2 separate regions of the Homo sapiens genome follow, and region 2 is linked to region 1. The links are chromatin loops, found by intact Hi-C in ENCODE. Cell type or tissue: B cell. All regions are shown on one strand. Each heading gives the region's core, and the rest is flanking DNA. Links, peaks and the distances in the headings are about the cores only. Region 1 overlaps KCP (kielin cysteine rich BMP regulator). Region 2 overlaps TNPO3 (transportin 3).

Evidence for each region. A loop is a pair of places that touch in the nucleus more often than their neighbours do. Peaks named below come from ENCODE experiments on the same cell type or tissue, not always from the same donor. Only the 100,000 strongest peaks of a DNase experiment are listed, where the experiment ranks them.
Region 2: a loop joins it to region 1, with 7 times the contacts of the local background. A loop is called at or near these places in 12 of 110 quality-filtered maps.

Annotation. Positions count from the first base shown.
Region 1 is chr7:128,900,932-128,909,259 of GRCh38, forward strand. KCP (kielin cysteine rich BMP regulator) reads right to left here. Exons shown (of 40, transcript NM_001366122.1): 2 at 7,495-7,637; 3 at 6,333-6,522; 4 at 6,170-6,246; 5 at 5,348-5,432; 6 at 3,125-3,207; 7 at 2,796-2,889; 8 at 1,846-1,928. Among named protein-coding and RNA genes, the nearest start is that of KCP, 5.6 kb to the right of the region's middle. RefSeq lists enhancers at 2,922-3,427, 3,428-3,932. In B cell, for the core only: CTCF peaks have their summits at 3,897 (motif pointing right) and 4,098; DNase peaks (open chromatin) are centred at 3,230 and 3,900; H3K27me3 peaks cover 906 bases.
Region 2 is chr7:128,951,315-128,959,642 of GRCh38, forward strand. It overlaps TNPO3 (transportin 3), which reads right to left. Exons shown (of 23, transcript NM_012470.4): 22 at 5,910-6,001; 23 at 2,871-4,071. The coding sequence ends at 5,941. Among named protein-coding and RNA genes, the nearest start is that of IRF5, 18 kb to the left of the region's middle. In B cell, for the core only: a CTCF peak has its summit at 3,996; a DNase peak (open chromatin) is centred at 3,737; H3K4me3 peaks cover 1,032 bases; H3K27ac peaks cover 4,497 bases.

The DNA of each region.
Region 1 (8,328 bases), core at 201-8,200:
ATAAAAATGAGGCTGAGACCTACTGGGCTGCATTCCCAGATGGTTAGGCATTCTAAGTCACAGGATGAGATAGGAGGTCAGCACAAGATATAGGTCATAAAGACCTTGCTGATAACACAGGTTGCAGTAAAGAAGCCAGCTAAATGCCACCAAAACCAAGATGGCGACGAGAGTGACCTCTGGTTGTCCTCACTGCTATACTCCCACCAGGGCCATGATAGTTTACAAATGCCATGGCAATGTCAGGAAGTTACCCTATATGGTCTAAAAAGGGGAGGCATGAATAATCCACTCCTTTTTTAGCATATCATCAAGAAATAACCATAAAAATGGGCAACCAGCAGCCCTCAGGGCTGCTCTGTCTATGGAGTAGCCATTCTTTTATTCCTCTACTTTCTTAATAAACTGCTTTTGGCCGGGCGTGGTGGCTCACGCCTGTAATCCCAGCACTGTGGGAGGCAGAGGGGGGCGGATCACGAGGTCAGGAGATCGAGACCATCCTGGCTAACACAGTGAAACCCTGTCTCTACTAAAAATACAAAAAATTAGCCAGGCGTGTTGGCGGGCGCCTGTAGTCCCAGCTACTCGGGATACGGAGGCAGGAGAATGGCGTGAACCTGGAAGGCGGAGCTTGCCGTGAGCCAAGATCACGCCACTGCACTCCAGCCTGGATGACAGAGCAAGACTCCGCCTCAAAAAAAAAAAACACATAAACTTGCTTTCACCTTTCTCTATGGACTTGCCCTGAATTCTTTCTTGCGCGAGATCCAAGAACCCTCTTTTGGGGTCTGGATTGGGACCCCTTTCCTGTAACAATTGCAGTGGGGTTGGGTGCCCTGTAGCTTTCGCACAGAGTCCTTAGTCCTCAGCAAGCTGTCAGGAAGCTCCCATGAAACACAGCCCTCCTCAGGTGCCCCCACCTGGCCTTCACGGCTTACATGTCCCTACCTCCCCCAGGCTATTCCTTATATCTGGGGTACGTTCCCCTCTTTTTCCCTGCTCAAATCCTACTTACCCTTTGAGGCCTAAGTAAACACCACCCCACCCATGAAGATGTTCTAGATCTGTGCTGCCCGGTAGAAATACAATGTTAACCACTTATGTCATTTTAAGTGCTCCAGCAAATGTTAATGTTTTTTAATTTTTTGAGACAAAGTCTTGCTACATTGCCCAGGCTGGTCTCAAACTCTTGGGCTCAAGTGATCCTCCTGCCTCAGCCTCCCAAGGTGCTGGGATCACAGTCATGAGCCACCATGCTCAGCCTCACAAATATTTAAAAGTAAAACAAAACAGATGAAATTAATTTTAACAACATATTTCATTTGGTCCAATGTATCCAAACTGTTATTTCAACATGTAATCAACATATAATGGATTACTATTTTACATTCCCCTATTTCATAGGAAGTCTTTGAAATCTGGCATGTATTTTACACTTATGGCACATCTCATTTTGAACCTGGCCACATGTCAAGTGCTCAGTAGCCACAGGTAGTAGTGGCTGTGAATTGGACAGCACAGTTTTAGATGCCTCAGGTCAAACCGTGATTCCCCTACTCTGGAGCTTTTGCCGCTCGCCATATCCTGCCCGGTCTCCTTCTCTAGCCTGTGAGCTCCTTGAGTTCATTCACTAACCCGGGCTGAGCACCTCTTGGGCTCAGAGCTGGGCACGCAGATGAGCTCTGCCCAGCCCCCGCCTGCACAGCCCCCAGCAGACAGCGCCTAGGTCTTCTCCACTGGGTCCCCTCTCAACACCTCTGCGAAGTACTCCATAGAATGAGCAAATGAATACAGTGGGCCTGAGGGCAGGGAGGGGGACAGACCAGGAGCAGCCTCAGGACTCACCAGGCACCGGCAGATTCGGCAGGGGTCCCCAGGTGTTGTCCACTCTTGGCCATGTTCCCAGTGAGAGCCACCTTCTGTGCAGCCTAGGGTTGAGGGGTTGAGAAGAGGGAGGCCTGGTGGGAGCTGGCCTGGACCCCAGCCTCAGCCTGCCCGCCTTCCTTGTCCACATGCCCTCTGAGGGCTCTCTCCCGAGCCAAGACTAGATGGGGTCAGATCTCTGCCTAGATTCCCCAGTGGCTCCCAGTGCCCCAGGCAGGGTGAGGCCTCAGTTCCTTAGCCCGCCCTTTCTGGTCTTCCGTGGACAGAGCATAGCCACACCCATGTGCCCCACCTATCTCTGGCCCCTCGTCACCTCTCACACCTTCCCAGCCAACATTGCACACTCACCCTCCGTGTCAGGGCCACGCCTGTGCTTGATTTCTCCCCTCTTCCTAGAAGGCTCACTGCCTTCCTCAGCCCTTCACCAAGCTAACTTTTCTTTATCCTTAAGGGCCACCTGGGGACCAGCTGCCTCCAGGACGCTTTCCCTCCTGTGCCCAGGCTGGATTCGGTCTCCTTCCTCTGAATTCGCACACTAGCTGGTGCCTGCTTCTATTCCTGCCCTTGGCTGTTACAAGATTTTGCATTAGTGTATGACTCAGTGTCACACTCTAGGGGTCATCCCTGAGGGCTGACCCCATGTCTCATGATTGGGGAGCACAAAGTAGAAAGCAAACATTTATTAAGCTGCACTATGAGGCATGGAATATCATTATCTGCACCTTACACATGGGGAAATTGAGGAAGAGAGTCACACAAGCACTAGGTGGCAATGGCAGAATTTGAGCTCAGGCATTCCAGCTCCGCCACGGACCAAACCCACTGGAGGCCGGCAAGGTGGGCTCTGGAATTCAAGAAATGGCACGACAACCTACCTGTGGCTCTACCAGGGAGGGGCCAGGGGCTCTCACCTTGGCAGGTTGGGCAGCAGTGCCCAGGCCTCAGCACTGGCTCTGGGCAGGGGCTAGGCGGGCACTTCAGGGCCATGCAGCGAACTCGGCTCCTCTGTAATGCACCAGTGGCTGTGAGGCTTCAGGTCTGGCTCCCGCAGAGGGCTGGGTGGGCGGGTGTTGGGCACCCTCGGAGGAGGGGGGCACAGGGCAGGGATGGAGGGAGAACCTAGCTGGCTCCACCTCTCGGGAGGCATGTGAGGGGGCTGGAGGAGTGGCAGGCAGGGCCCAGGGCAGGGCAGGTGTCCAGGGAGGTGCAGGGCCTGGGCAGAGGGGACAGGTGGACTCACCAGGCAGGTGCACTGTAGACAAGGGTTGGAGCTGGACAGGAAGGTGACCCCCTCCTCATAAAGCTGCCCCTCATAATCACAGCCTGGGAAGGTTGGCAGGATGACAAGTGGGTCACCAGGCAGCAGGGTGGGTGGACATCACTTGAGGTAAGGCATGACCCCAAGTAGGTACTGGACCCTTGGGGTTGAAGGGATGGCGGGGCAGGGCAGGACAGGGCAGGAGGTCACCGGGCCGGCAGATGGGGCAGCACTCCCCAGGTGGGGTGCAGCTCTCCAAGCAGTTGAGCTCTGAACACGAGGGCCCCTGGCACTGCACGGCTCCTGTCTGCAGGGCAGACACTGAGCCAGCCCTCCCTTCCCCCACCATCCTCCCTCTTTCTCTCTCTCCTGCTCTCCCTCCTCGTCCCTTCCTGTTCCATCCCTCTCCTTTGCCAGAGCTGGCTTACTCTGCAGGCCTAGCAGGCTTCAGCCCTGATGCCTGGGCAGTGGCAGTAGCAGCCCTGCCTAGCCCCCACATTTGGGCTTGGCATGGTCAGGCCGGCAGTCTGCCCAGCAGCAGGGATGTGGGTGGTGGCTGATTCCTTTACCTGGCAGGTGCAGATGACACAGGGCCCTGGATGCCATGTTTCCCCAACCCCGTGGCCCTGGGGCAGCCTGGAAAACCAGGCCCAGACCCCCAAGTAAGAGACCCAAAGGACTGGGTGCCACATTAAAGGGGCACCATTCACGTGACAGACATCAGAGACTTTGATATTTACTACCCCTTTCCAGCAGATGGCAGTAAAGTGTCCGATAGGCACATCATCAGCATGGTTCCATTATTTTACAACAGATGGAAGTAGTGTCTTGAGGAAAGGGTGCCTTTTAAAATTTCACCAAAGACATCATATAGGCTAGCAGTGGCCCTGAGGCACCACGTGCCCTGAAGAGTGTGTGTGTGTGTGTTGGGGGAGCGGGGGTCAGGGGTCTTTTCTTTGTGTGTCTTTTCTTTGAGATCCATCAACCCCCAAGATTTTAGTCCTCATCTCCAGCCAGCACTCCAGGCTGCATTTCCAGACCCAACTGGTCTGAGTCCTTGTCCCACCTTTCTTACTACCAACTGAGACTCCTCTCTCGGAGGGGCTTCCAGATGAAATATAGGATGCCCAGTAAAATTTGAACTTCAGAAGAATAAGACGTCAATTTTAGTATAAGAATGTCCTAAATATTGCATAGGATATACCTATACTAAAAACTTACATGCCGTTTATTGAAATTAAGATTTAACAAAGCATTCTAGACTTTCATTTGCTAAATCTGGCAACACTATCACCTTATGAGCCAGTAACACCCCCCTGCATAGCCATGACCTCCTCTTCCTCCCAGCTCTCTTCATGTCCCCAGCACCACTGCTATCCTAGTGTCCCAAGCTCGGCCTCCACTATTCCAGGGGACCCAGCCAGTCACCGGCTCCTGCCCGTCCTTTAGAAACATCCCCCTTTCTCCAGCCCACTGCCATCCCTGGCTCCATGCCTAGACAACTGCTGTCACAGCCCCGACGCCTCTGTCTGCATCTAGCCCTCACCAGGTGAATATTCCTCAAGCGCCCCCTTGACCATGCCACACGCTGCTTCAGCCTTCAATACCCCCCACTGCCCATAGAAAAAAGTCCTAATTGCAAGGCTTACAGCAGCCTGTTCCCACTGGCCTTCCCACATGGACTTCCTGCAACCCACCTCTCTCCACCCTGTCCTTGTGCCCAGAGGAACCTCACGTACTCCCTCTCCTTCAGGTGGAACCCCACTTTCCCATGAAGACCCAGCTCAAAGGACCCATTGTCTGTAAAGGCCCCCTGACTGCCCAGCCTCGACGGGCTTCCCCTGCCTCCTGTGCCCTCCTCTGGCAAAATACACACTGCACTGCCTTCTACACCTCCTCTTAATCTGCTCATTGGGTCTTCAATCTTGTGGTAGCTTGGCTATGAGCTTATCTTCTCAACTAGATTGGAGGCTCCCTGAGGGCAGGAAAAAGATTTTGTGCCTGTTTCCCTATGGTCTCTGGCTCAGTCCCAGGCCAGAGCCAGTATTTGCTGATTTGTGCATGGGTTCTGCACTCCCCTGGCCACTGTCAGAGTGAGTGGGTAGGCACCCCTGGGCATGTCCCAGACTCACTGAGGTGGCAGGCTGTGTCTGTGGGCCAGAGAAGGCAAGCAGGAGGTGGGGCTGAGACTGGCAGGAGGCTGACCTGGCTTACAGTGCGGGCAGCATGCTCCTGGCTCAGGGCAGGGTCCTCTTGGGCATGGCTTCTGGTTGCAAGTGATGGTACCTTCCTGTGGGAGCAGACTGAGGTGGCTGCACAGACATCAGATTCCTGGAGGGCAGGGCCTCTGGAAGTAAAACCTCAGCCCAGGCTGGGACATGTCATAGGGGCAAGAGGATGAGTTGGCTCTGTGGATGTGGGCTACCCTCTGTGTAAAGGCAGAAAAGAGACATCCCGCCCCCACTCCCATCGTCTCCTGATGCTCTTAACCCTAGGAAACCATCTCTTCCAGGTGCCAGCACATTCCCCAGAGAGGGGAGATCCTAGGAAGAAGACCGAAGACTTTCTCAGGGAGGAAGGAGGAAGGAAAGACTGGGGGAAGGTGGATGTGGCAACTGGTGAGGGAGAATAGGCAGGCCAGGGGGTTCCGAAGTAGAAGATGGGCAGTGGAAGAGTGGGAGGTGATATAGGAGGACAAGCAACTATTAAGTTGGTGCAAAAGTAATTGCGGTTTTTGCCATTAAAAGTCATGTCAAAAACCGCAATTACTTTTGCACCAACCTAATACATTCTCTGCCCTCCATGCCACTGTTGGCCAGGTCTGAATTGAGTGGCTTGGGGACCCCCCAGTGTCCGTGGGCATTGAGCTCCTTTTCCTACTCGGAATCAACTGAAAGCCACCGTGGCAAGGTGTGGGAGTGGCAGGCAGAGCCCATTATGCGACATCTTGAGTGCCACGCTGCAGTGACAGGTAGCTGGAGAGAGGCAGACAGGTGAGGGATATCCAGGTAGGTCCTGGGAGCTTACCAGACAGCGGCAGGTGGTGCAGGCATCTGGGGAGAAGGTCTCCCCGTTGCCGTAGGTCTGGCCATTTTGGCTGCAGCCTAAGGAGACAGCAGTGTCACTCAAGCACCCCATGCCATCTGCAGGTCTTTAGGTGGCCCCAGTGGGCGGATAGGGTGGCACTTACCCCTGCAATGGGGCAGGTGTGCTTGGGGGCCACAGTGAGCGGCCCCATCCTGGCAGACGCAGGCTGTGCAGGCGTCAGGCTCCCAGCGTGCCCCCTCGGGCCAGGCACGCCCCAGCCCCCAGCACTGGGGAGATGCAGGGTGGCACTCACAGGACTCCAGCTGCCTCACCCTCGTCTGCAGGTCCTTATTCTGGAGGAAGGAGATGGAATAGCAGGCACTGGCTCAGCTTCCCCCACCATCTCCAGTAGAGATGAGGGGTGTGAAAATGAGGCAGGATGAGAAAGAAGTTCGCCAATTCCAGAGCAGAGATGGGTCCCCCTCGGTCAGCATCCAGCTCAAACGATCACCATTCTCAGGGGGGCACGGGCCCCAATCTCTCCTTTGGACAAAATGGGGACCCAACCCTTGCCCCAAGAATTAAAGACATCTTTACCCATCCAAAATATTTTTGATGATGCCTTATATAGAATGCATTCCATAACATTCCCCAAATACATGGAACAGTACGAAACACGAACTGACAAAACAAATAGCCTGGAGGTTCTTCATTTGCATGAAAGAATCAATGTTAAGAATTGTTCTGGCCAGGCCTGGTGGCTCACACCTGTAATCCCAGCACTTGGAGAGGCTGAGGCGGGCAGATCACCTAAGGTCAGGAGTTCGAGACCAGCCTGGCCAACGTGGTGAAATCCTATCTCTACTAAAAATACAAAAATTAGCCGGGTATGGTGGTGCACACTTGTAGTCCCAACTACTCAGGAGGCTGAAGCGTAAGAATCACTTGAACCCAGGAGGCAGAGGTTGCAGGGAGCTGAGATTGTGCCACTGCACTCCAGCCTGGGTGACACATGGTGACTCCATCTCAAAAAAAAAAAAAAGAAAGAGAGAGAGAGAAAGAGAGAAGAAGGATGGAAGGAAGGAAGGAAGGAAAAGAAAGAAAAAAAAAGAAAGGAAGGAGGGAAGGAAAGAAGAAAGGAAGAAAGAAAGAAGAAAGAAAGAAAGAAAGAAAGAAAGAAAGAAAGAAAGAAAGAAAGAAAGAAAGGGAATTGTTCAGATAAGAGCTCTATTTTAGGCTCCCCCCTCCAAGCCTAACTCCTTCTCTCCCTCCCACTATGAGAAGCCCTCCTTACCCAATGCAAACCAGCACTGTCTCCATGGTACCTGTTCTCTGAGCTCCATCACTGCAGCCTCCAGTCGCCCCAGCCACTCTCGCAGGGGGTGCCACTGCTCCTGGGAGTTCCCAGCAAGGACTGAGGAATGGGCAGTTGTCTGCTGCCCAGGGGGCTCCCTGGGGACAGCCCCACCTGAAGGGCACAAGAATCCCATGTGGGCCTGAGGGTGAGGGGCTGGCCTGGCCACATTTTCTGGGTTCTGTCTTCTGACCCACAGGGGAAGGGGGTCATCCTGTGCACCCTGCCCTCTCCAATTGCCCACCCACCATCCAGGGCCGGGAAGCCAGCACAGGCTGAAACGCAGGGGAAGGCCACAGACATGCGCCAGGTGGAGCTGCTTTCAGGGGTCTGGGGTCTGGCTGAGAGTCTTTTCAGGGAGAACATGAGCAGCCCCCATCCCCTGACTCTCTGCACCTGTCAGAAAGGCCACAACTTTTGGAGAATGTGCTCAGGGAAGGACAACTGCTCCCGCCCCCAACCCTGAGCACGGTTTTCCAGGCTTGTGACAGGGGTTCCTGGGGGCTCCCACATTGGGTGGGGTGGGCTTCAAAAGTGGGACTTGGCTGCATTTTCTGAAGGGTGTGAGAAATGTGCTGGCAAGGCCCCTGCTAACTTTGAACACACCAGATCCAGTGAAGACAGCCTGTCCCTGCTTCTAGAAGACACTATGTCCAGGAAAGAGGGACGGGGCACCTCTGAGCTCTGGCCTGGGGTTAGGGGCGGCCACTTTCACCTTTTCACTTTGATCCTTCTCCTGCAGCCCAGAAAGTAAAGGCAGGAGGGGAAGAGGCAGACATAGGTCCCTCCTCCAGGCAGGGATGGG
Region 2 (8,328 bases), core at 295-8,294, 50 kb after region 1:
AGCTGGAACTCTGGATGGGGAATGTTCTCCCAGTTCAATACGGTCCTCTCCTGGCCTGCTTCCTTTCACTGCTCTCCGTGTCCCTAAGGGCATTTGAGTTTGCAACCCTTGATGAATGGTGGAGCAGGGAGACTGAGTGTAGATGAATTGGGGAAGCTTGGAAGGGCCAGGTGCCCCTCGCGACCACGAGTGGGCTGACTTCCCCAGTACTGCTAGCAGTTGAGTAACTGCCAAAAATCTTCCCTGAATTTGTATTAATTGGTTTCCTAAAACTAAAATGAAAACAGCAATGAAAACCTGGCTGTCACTTACAGATCTCTGTGTTGTAGTAGCCAGCTGTGGATGAACAGTATCCAGAAGTGACAGATGTAACAAACTCCAGAGGTAAAGGCAGGCCAGTGTGAGGTACAATTCACTGCTCCCAAGCCAGGCTAGGGCTCCCCTTGGTAATAGCTTTTGGCTGCTCTGGTGGCCTGTGCTGGAGCTTAAGTTGGAACCCACAGGACCTTGATGCCCACATCCTGGGGATGAATGCATCCCTTTAGCCCCAGCAGTTTCTCTCCCTTCTTTCAAGCTCCTTGTCCCCACCAAGTTCATCCTTATAACCAACTAAATATACCCTTTTTAAGACTCTCAGCTCTTTGACATAAAGAACCTACCCTGGCCGGGTGCAGTGGCTCACGCCTGTAGTCCCAGCACTTTGGGAGGCCGAGGTGGGCAGATCACGAGGTCAGGAGTTCGAGACCAGCCTGGCCAACATGGTGAAACCCCATCTCTACTAAAAATACAAATATTAGCTGGTCATGGTGGTGGGTGCCTGTAATCCTAGCTGCTCAGGAGGCTGAGGCAGGAGAATCGCTGGACCCCATCAGACAGAGGTTGCAGTGAGCTGAAATCCCACCATTGCACTCCAGCCTGGGCAACAGAGCAAGGCTCCCTCTCAAAAAAAAAAAAACAAAAAAACAAAACAAAACAAAACAAAACAAAAGGAAAAAAAGAAAAAACGTACCCTTTTCAGTCTCTGTAGAGTAGAAGATATCAATGGCTTTTCCCATTTTTGCTGAAAGAGCATTCTTGGAAGGCAATGTTCTCATTTGCTGGTAATCTATCCCAAAGAATCAGGCACATCTTGTTGCAAAATCTTGAACCTTTAAGGTCTCTTGGTTTTGGCTTTCATCTTATGATTCACTTAAATCAGGGCCACACAAGGTAGACATTTAAATAAACTCATGAATGTTGATGCCATTCAAAAGCACAGTTTCCTTTATGTCTTAGGTGTGCATTCTCAGTTACTGTTCTTTATAACAATTCCCTTCAGATACATAAGGATTACAAGTTACTGTGTTTTAGTACAGTCTTGCTGGAAATAGCCCCAATGCTGATGATCTGTGTTCCACATAATCATGGCCAACATTTCATGGCTAATCCTATCACGGAACAGACAATTCTGTGGGGAGATGACTTAGGCAAGTTCAGGTGCAGTTAGCTGACCTGCCCACATGGACGGGAGATACTCATCCTATTTCTACTAGACAATGCCATGCAGAAACACAGCATCTCCATTAGGTGAGCTGATCCTGAACAGTTCCTTTTTAAATTAAAATCTAGATGGGCATCCTTGCTCTGCCGAAAGTTTCAGAGCAGCCCTTTCAAATAATCTGTAAGGCTTAAGTAAGCAGTGAGGTTCTGACACCATTAACAACACAGGGCTGTTTGCAAAGCTATAGCTTTAGATATGCATTCCACATGCTGTTTTTCAGTGGCTAAGGAGGGCTGCATTAAGTCTTCCACACATTTTTTTCAGTTCCCCACACAATTGCCTGTGAAAACAGCCAAATTCCTTAAACAGAGCAAAATCAACTGGTTATTTCAAGGACCTATGGTTGGACAAAACTTAAAGGTTTTATTATTTAGCCAGAACATGAGAGGGATGGCTGGGGTAATGTGCTGATCCCTGGAATCTGATATCACTCTATAAACACTCAAGTTTTTTTCTCTCCTTCTAATATTGCCTCTTTAGAGATTAAAACCCTGTGTACCACTGATGTTATGCTGGAAGATTTGTTTCACCAATTCCTATTGTTCTGTAGCTTGAGGATTTATGCCCAGGAGTGAAAAAGTTAAAGTGACAGGCAAAGAAAAGGCAGAGAAGTGTCAGTATATCAACAACACTGCCAGATCTATCACATTAGAATACAGCTCTGCAGGTATTAGCTCAAAGCCCAATTGCCATAACAGACTGTTATGATTCCATTTATTAAAAACTCAGGAAAATGCAAACTAATCTACAGTGATAGAAAACAAACCAGTGGTTATGTGGAAATGGGGATGGATGGGAAGAGGGAGGAAACAGGTATTACCTAGGGGTTCAAGGAAACTTTTGGAAATAAAGAGTATGTTCACTACCCTGATTGTGATAACGGTTTCATGGATGTATCTTATGTCAAAGCTTATCAAAGTGTATACCTTAAACACATGCAAATTATGTTAATGATACTTCAATAAAGTTTTTTTTTTTAAAGACCAATAAATCTGCAGGTCAGGAAACTGTCTACTTGGGTGGCCATAGTAGAAAAACCATACCACACTGTTTAACTGAAAGAGTAACCCAACTCCCTTTCCCACTGAGGCTACACAAAAGGGTAAAATGTAAGCGTGATGAGCTTTGGTGTGAATTAGGAGAATAAAAAGTGCAGAATGAACCACTTCCCTGAAGTCTGAAGGGTCTGTGGCATCAGGGCAGGGGCCTGCCCTTTCAACTCCATCCCCAGATGTCTATCAGGTACCAAAGGCTGCTTCCATAGCTAGTCTAGCTGAACCATTTCCGAGCTACAAGGCAGTGAATGAAAGTAAAAACAAAGAAACACTGGTTAAATTTTAAAAATTTATTCTTTCTCTTTTGTTGCTGTTGATTTGTTCTTGAGATGGCTACAACACCAGACAGAACAGTGCCCTCATATCTGATGGCTGTGAAGGGCTGCACTCCTTTGAAACATTAAGATCTGCTTTGGGCTTCCCTCTTCGGCCTCACCCTCCCCTTAAAATCAAGTCATTTCCACACTTTTTAGTAACATACTAAATGACACATCATCCCTTGTTAGCCCTGTAAACATTTTTTCTCCACACACCCTCCCTCTTTTTTTCTCTCATGTCTGTGGGTGAATAATTCACTAAGAAAAAAACCTTAAAAAACAAAAACTTACACATTTATATCCTGCACTCCCCACCCACCCGCCCACCCCAGTTTTGGCTCTTCTCTCCAAGGCAGACAACAAACTGATGTGGATTGGAAGTGGACTGAGAGAATGAACGGGGTCAGGGTTCAGATATCCATAAATTCTGACCCTGGCAGGTCCCGAGCATCACCAATGTGACCACGATAGAAAGCAGAACAAGTTCCTTGCTTACTCCTCCTTGTCTAAACAACTCTAAAGGTGGGAAGAAACAGCTGGGGAAGGTAGAAGAAATTTCTACTCATTTGCATTTAAAAGGAGGGGAGAGAGAAAGAGAAGGAAGGGTAGGAGAGGAAAGAGAGGACAAAACAATAGAAAACCTGAACAAATGACCCTGACCCTCTTCTTCCAATTGCAGCTATTTAATTCATGTGAATCCCCACATTATCCCTAAGTAAATATTTTGTTTCACAGAAAGCTTGTCCTTTTGTTTTTCTGTGTACACGTGCGCACTGGCGCTTGTGCGTGTATGTGTGTGTGCGTGCATGTGTCATTTGCTACCAGGTGAATGTTTCAGTTCTGGTTTCTGTTTAGTCTTCCTTTTTTTTCTTTTTTCTTTACTTAAAATTATTTTTCCTTTTAGAAAGTTCACCAGGAAACCAGCTCCCCTCCCACCACGCCGGGCAGGCCACAGCCATCTTTTTAAAATCCGCGCTGATTTTCCCTCACACCCCCAAACAGGAACTCCTCAGGATGGCCTCAGAAGGCTGGAGTCTCTCCCTGTCTGGCGGGACACCCTGGTGGCGGTGAAGGCCCCTCTGCCACAACGGAGGTTTCTGATTGTGGGACACAGTCTGGTTTTTGTTTTCTTCCTGTCTTCTAATTAAAAAAGACATTCCTGACAAAAGAGATAAGACAGTCAATAACTGCACCAGAAAATAGAGCATTTAGTAAAATCAACCTTAAGGCAGAGGTTTCTATATTTCCTCAGGTACCTCATTCTGAAGTCTGCCAATAAGAACTCAGAAAAAATAAACAAATAAATAAAAGTCTGGCGTTTTAACTTGTGGGTTCAAGGGAGCTACTGCTTTAATGAGACACCGTCTGCAGTGTGCTTCCAATGCTGAGTGTGCTGTGGAAACAAGGGATGATGTGTCAGGAGGGCAAAGAGCCAGCAGGTCCAGGCCTCCCATTCCAAAGCAACCAGGGAAGCTTTGCCTCAGTCTGCTAAATCCCACAGGCTTCATGTCGATTTTATTTTGAAAGAAGGCTTTGCCTACTAATAACAGTTGAAAACAAAACAAAACAAAACACCAATTTAGATGCTATCGAAAGGATACTGTATTAAGCGGAGTGGTTCAAAGTGAGGACTCTGGTACCAGAATATCTACATGTGAATTCTGGCTCCACGAATAACTGTCAGGCAAATTGTTAAACATTGTTGAACCTCAATTTCCTCATTTGTAAAATGGGAAAAATAGTAACAAATCCAGAAAAGCAGATGAGGATTATCTTAGTTAATACATCTAAAACACTTAAAACAGTGCCCTGACACACAGTAAGGGCACAATAAAAGTTAACCATGAACACCTACAGCTGTCCATGAGCAACCTTATGAGGTGTATCAATGTCAGCTAACCCAGACACCATGCAAAACCAGGACATCCCAAATGATATTATTACTCATTAAAACAATCAAAGTTGAGAAATGATTTTGGGTGTGGCAAGGCACTGCTGAACATCACTTTTACCTATGAATGCATTTAACACAGAAACTACCAGTGAGTGCTACAGATTCATCAAGAATTGCCTCCTGGGAGAAGAAACTCACCTTGAGACATCAAAGGGTGGGCTTAGAGGAGAGCTACCTTTCTTCTCTCCATCAAGAAACTGGCACCCAAATTCTACTACCCACTCCTTTCAGCTAAGCTTCTTGCTTTGCTTCAGAACCAGGAGACGGAAAGCACGTGGAGAAAAGTGCTCATCGGGAGCCAAAGATGCTCCTCCTCTCCTGTAAGGGCCAAGCATCCCTAACAGCTGAAACTTTTTGAACGCTGATATGACCCTCAAGCGAATGAGCATTGGAGCATTTTGGATTTTGGATTTTTGGATTAGGAATGCTCAACTGGTGTGCATTCTGCAAATATTCCAAAATCCCAAAAAATCCAAAATTGAAAAACACTTCTGAAAGTGTTTTTTCCTCCGAAATCCCAAGCATTTCGGATAAGGGATATTCAATTCATACCTCCTGCCCTGGTCAAAACCTGGCACTTCAGCATTCAGGTCATAAAAGTGATAAGAATAAGCTCTTTGCTCATTACATCTGGAGGGTCAGTTTTAGGAGACTGGCACCACATATAACAGTCAACTTGAGGTTGTTTTCGCCAAAGTGGCCAGGTTAAAAATACTTATTTGTTTGTTGCCATGTACACTTACCATCTTAGAAGTGTCTGTAAGGGGAAGGGGGAAGAAAATGTTTCAATGCACTGTGTAACAGTTACTTTCTTATGGAGGTGAAAATGGTACCCCAAAGACACTGACAATTACTGGCTGCCCAGGCCCAAGAAAATCCGGGCCCTGTATATTCCAGCTGTTCACCACAGTTAAACTGCTGAGTCCTTCCCTGACTCTAGCTATAAGACTGGTCCCATGATAGGCATTAAAACCTATCCCCATTCCCAGGCATCCCCAACAGTCCGACAGTCCGGACAAAAGCTGGGAACTATGTATCCTCACCTGGGTGACAGGCACAGTGCAGGAGTGTGAGCTATCGAAACAACCTGGTGAAGTCTCGCAAGGCCCAGCAAACTTGTTTACATTCCTCAGCACTAGAAAAGAAAAGGTAGGTTGGTCCTTGACTGAGGAGAAAGACAGAATATGCTGAAAAACAACTGCAACATTGGGGCACACTGAGAACCGTCCCAACTCTGCTAGGAGCTCTCTCCATCGTCTCCTGAGCGATCCTGGCTTCAGATCTTTCTGTAATTCAGGGCAAAAATTATTATATATGAGAAAAGTTATAAGCTTGGTGGTCTTCAAAGGGTGTACTCTGGACACAAACTGCCCGAGTTTGAATCTTGGCTCCACTGTGCCCTTGAACAAGTTACCAATCTTTGTCTCAGTTTCCTCATCTATTAATATTATCTACTTCATAACACTGTTTAGAGGATTAAAATCGTCCACATACAGAGTGCTTATGAAAATAGAGCAGTGAACAAAATAGTATTCAATAAATGTAGGCTGCTACAACAACACTTGGTTGCTACGGCTCTCATAAGTTTCCTCATTCTCTTCCAAAGATAGATTTTGTTTACAAAGGCCGGTCTAGCAACTAAGTCTCCACCAGTCATTGATTTTCTAGTTGAACAGGCTGCTCAGGATTTCCTCCTGTGGGAGGAGGAGGGAGAGAGGAAAGGGTTAAAGCATGTAGAAAGAGAGACAAAGCAGGAGATGCCTATGTGATATGAATAGCCCAATATTCAACTGACCCTGTTTTTTCAAAAGCCCCCCGACCTCCCTTTGTCCAAAACTGTCACCAAGAAACCAGCTGATGCCAGCTTCATTCTACTGTATCTGTCTTCATAACAGTTTTTGCTAAATGAACATAAGGCTAAGCTAAAAGCTAAAGCAGTGGAGAAGGAAGCACTTCCTTTTTTTTTTTTTTTTTTTTTTTGATATGGAGTCTTGCTCATGTCATCCAGGCTGGAGTGCAATGGCACGATCTCAGCTCACTGCAACTTCCGCCTCCCAGGTTCAAGCGATTCTCCTGCCTCAGCCTCCCCAGTAGCTGGGATCACAGGTGCCCACCACCACGCCCGACTATTTTTTTGTATTTTTAGTAGAGATGTGGTTTCACCATGTTGGCCAGGCTGGTCTCGAACTCCTGACCTTGTGATCCGCCCGCCTCGGCCTCACAAAGTGCTGGGATTACAGGCATGAGCCACCGCGCCCAGCCAGGAAGCAATTCTTAATATGCTTGCCTTCCTGTAGCCCTCTCCCTGGCTCAACTAACTCAGATACCAGTGCCTACAGCCAAGGATTCAATGCAGATGAAAACACACTTTCCATCTCATAATGGTTAAACACCAGGGGAGGAAACTGCTCTAAGCGATCCAACAGAAAAGGTGAAAATAGAGCTATCCATTTAGGTTCCTACATCCAGATTTCCCCATCCATTGTAAGTTCTGAAACATCATTAAGAACCTTGACTTAGACTCCATGACTTGATTCAACAGAACATTCTAGAAACTTTCTTCTAGTCTCTCCATCCTAAAAATGTAATGAAAATAAGGCAGGTGGCCAGGCACAGTGGCTCATGCTTGTAATCCCAACACAGGGAGACCCCGTCTCTACAAATAATTTAAAACTTAGCTGGGTGTGGTGGTGCACACCTGTGGTCCCAGCTACTCACGAGGCTAAGGCAGGAGGATAACCTGAGCTGGGGAGGTTGAGGTTGCAGTGAGCCATGATTGTGCCACTGCACTCCAGGCTGGGCAACAGAGTGAGACCCTGTCTCAAAAAAAAGAAAAAAGAAAGAAAATGAGAAAGGTCTTTTGGCTTTATTGGAATTGCCATTACCTCTGTGGATTTAATAAGCTTCAATTTAAGTGTTACATTTCTCATTTTACTTCCAAATTAATACTGACTGTTAAGGAGGCAGCCAGGGTATGTGAGCCCATATCACTCATGCTCCCAATGTCAGGAAGGAGGAAGATCTGTAACCCAAGAGAAGTTGCTATGTGGTGTGTTATCACAAGGGACTAGGATAACAGAAAACCCTGAAAGTTAGGACAGTGCTGGAGACCGAGATTTTTTTGCTATCCTAATGTCTTACATGTTTTAAATTTTACCCTTCCTCAAGAGACTTCTGTTTTGTTTTGTTTTCAGAACAGATAGAAACAGGGTCTCATTGTGTTGCCCAGGCTGCTCGAACCTCTGGGCTCAAGCTATCGTCCTGCCTCAGCCTCCAAAGTGCTGTGATTACAGGCGTGAGTCACTGTGCCCAGCAGAGACTTTGGAAATGATAACTTCACAGCCTCCTTTGTGGCACATGAGAAAAAGTATTGAAACTGAAATGCAAGTGTGGGAGAACTTTAGTGCGATAGGGTGAAATGAGGGACAGGTGACACTGTCAACTTGGCTTCTGCCCCAATCC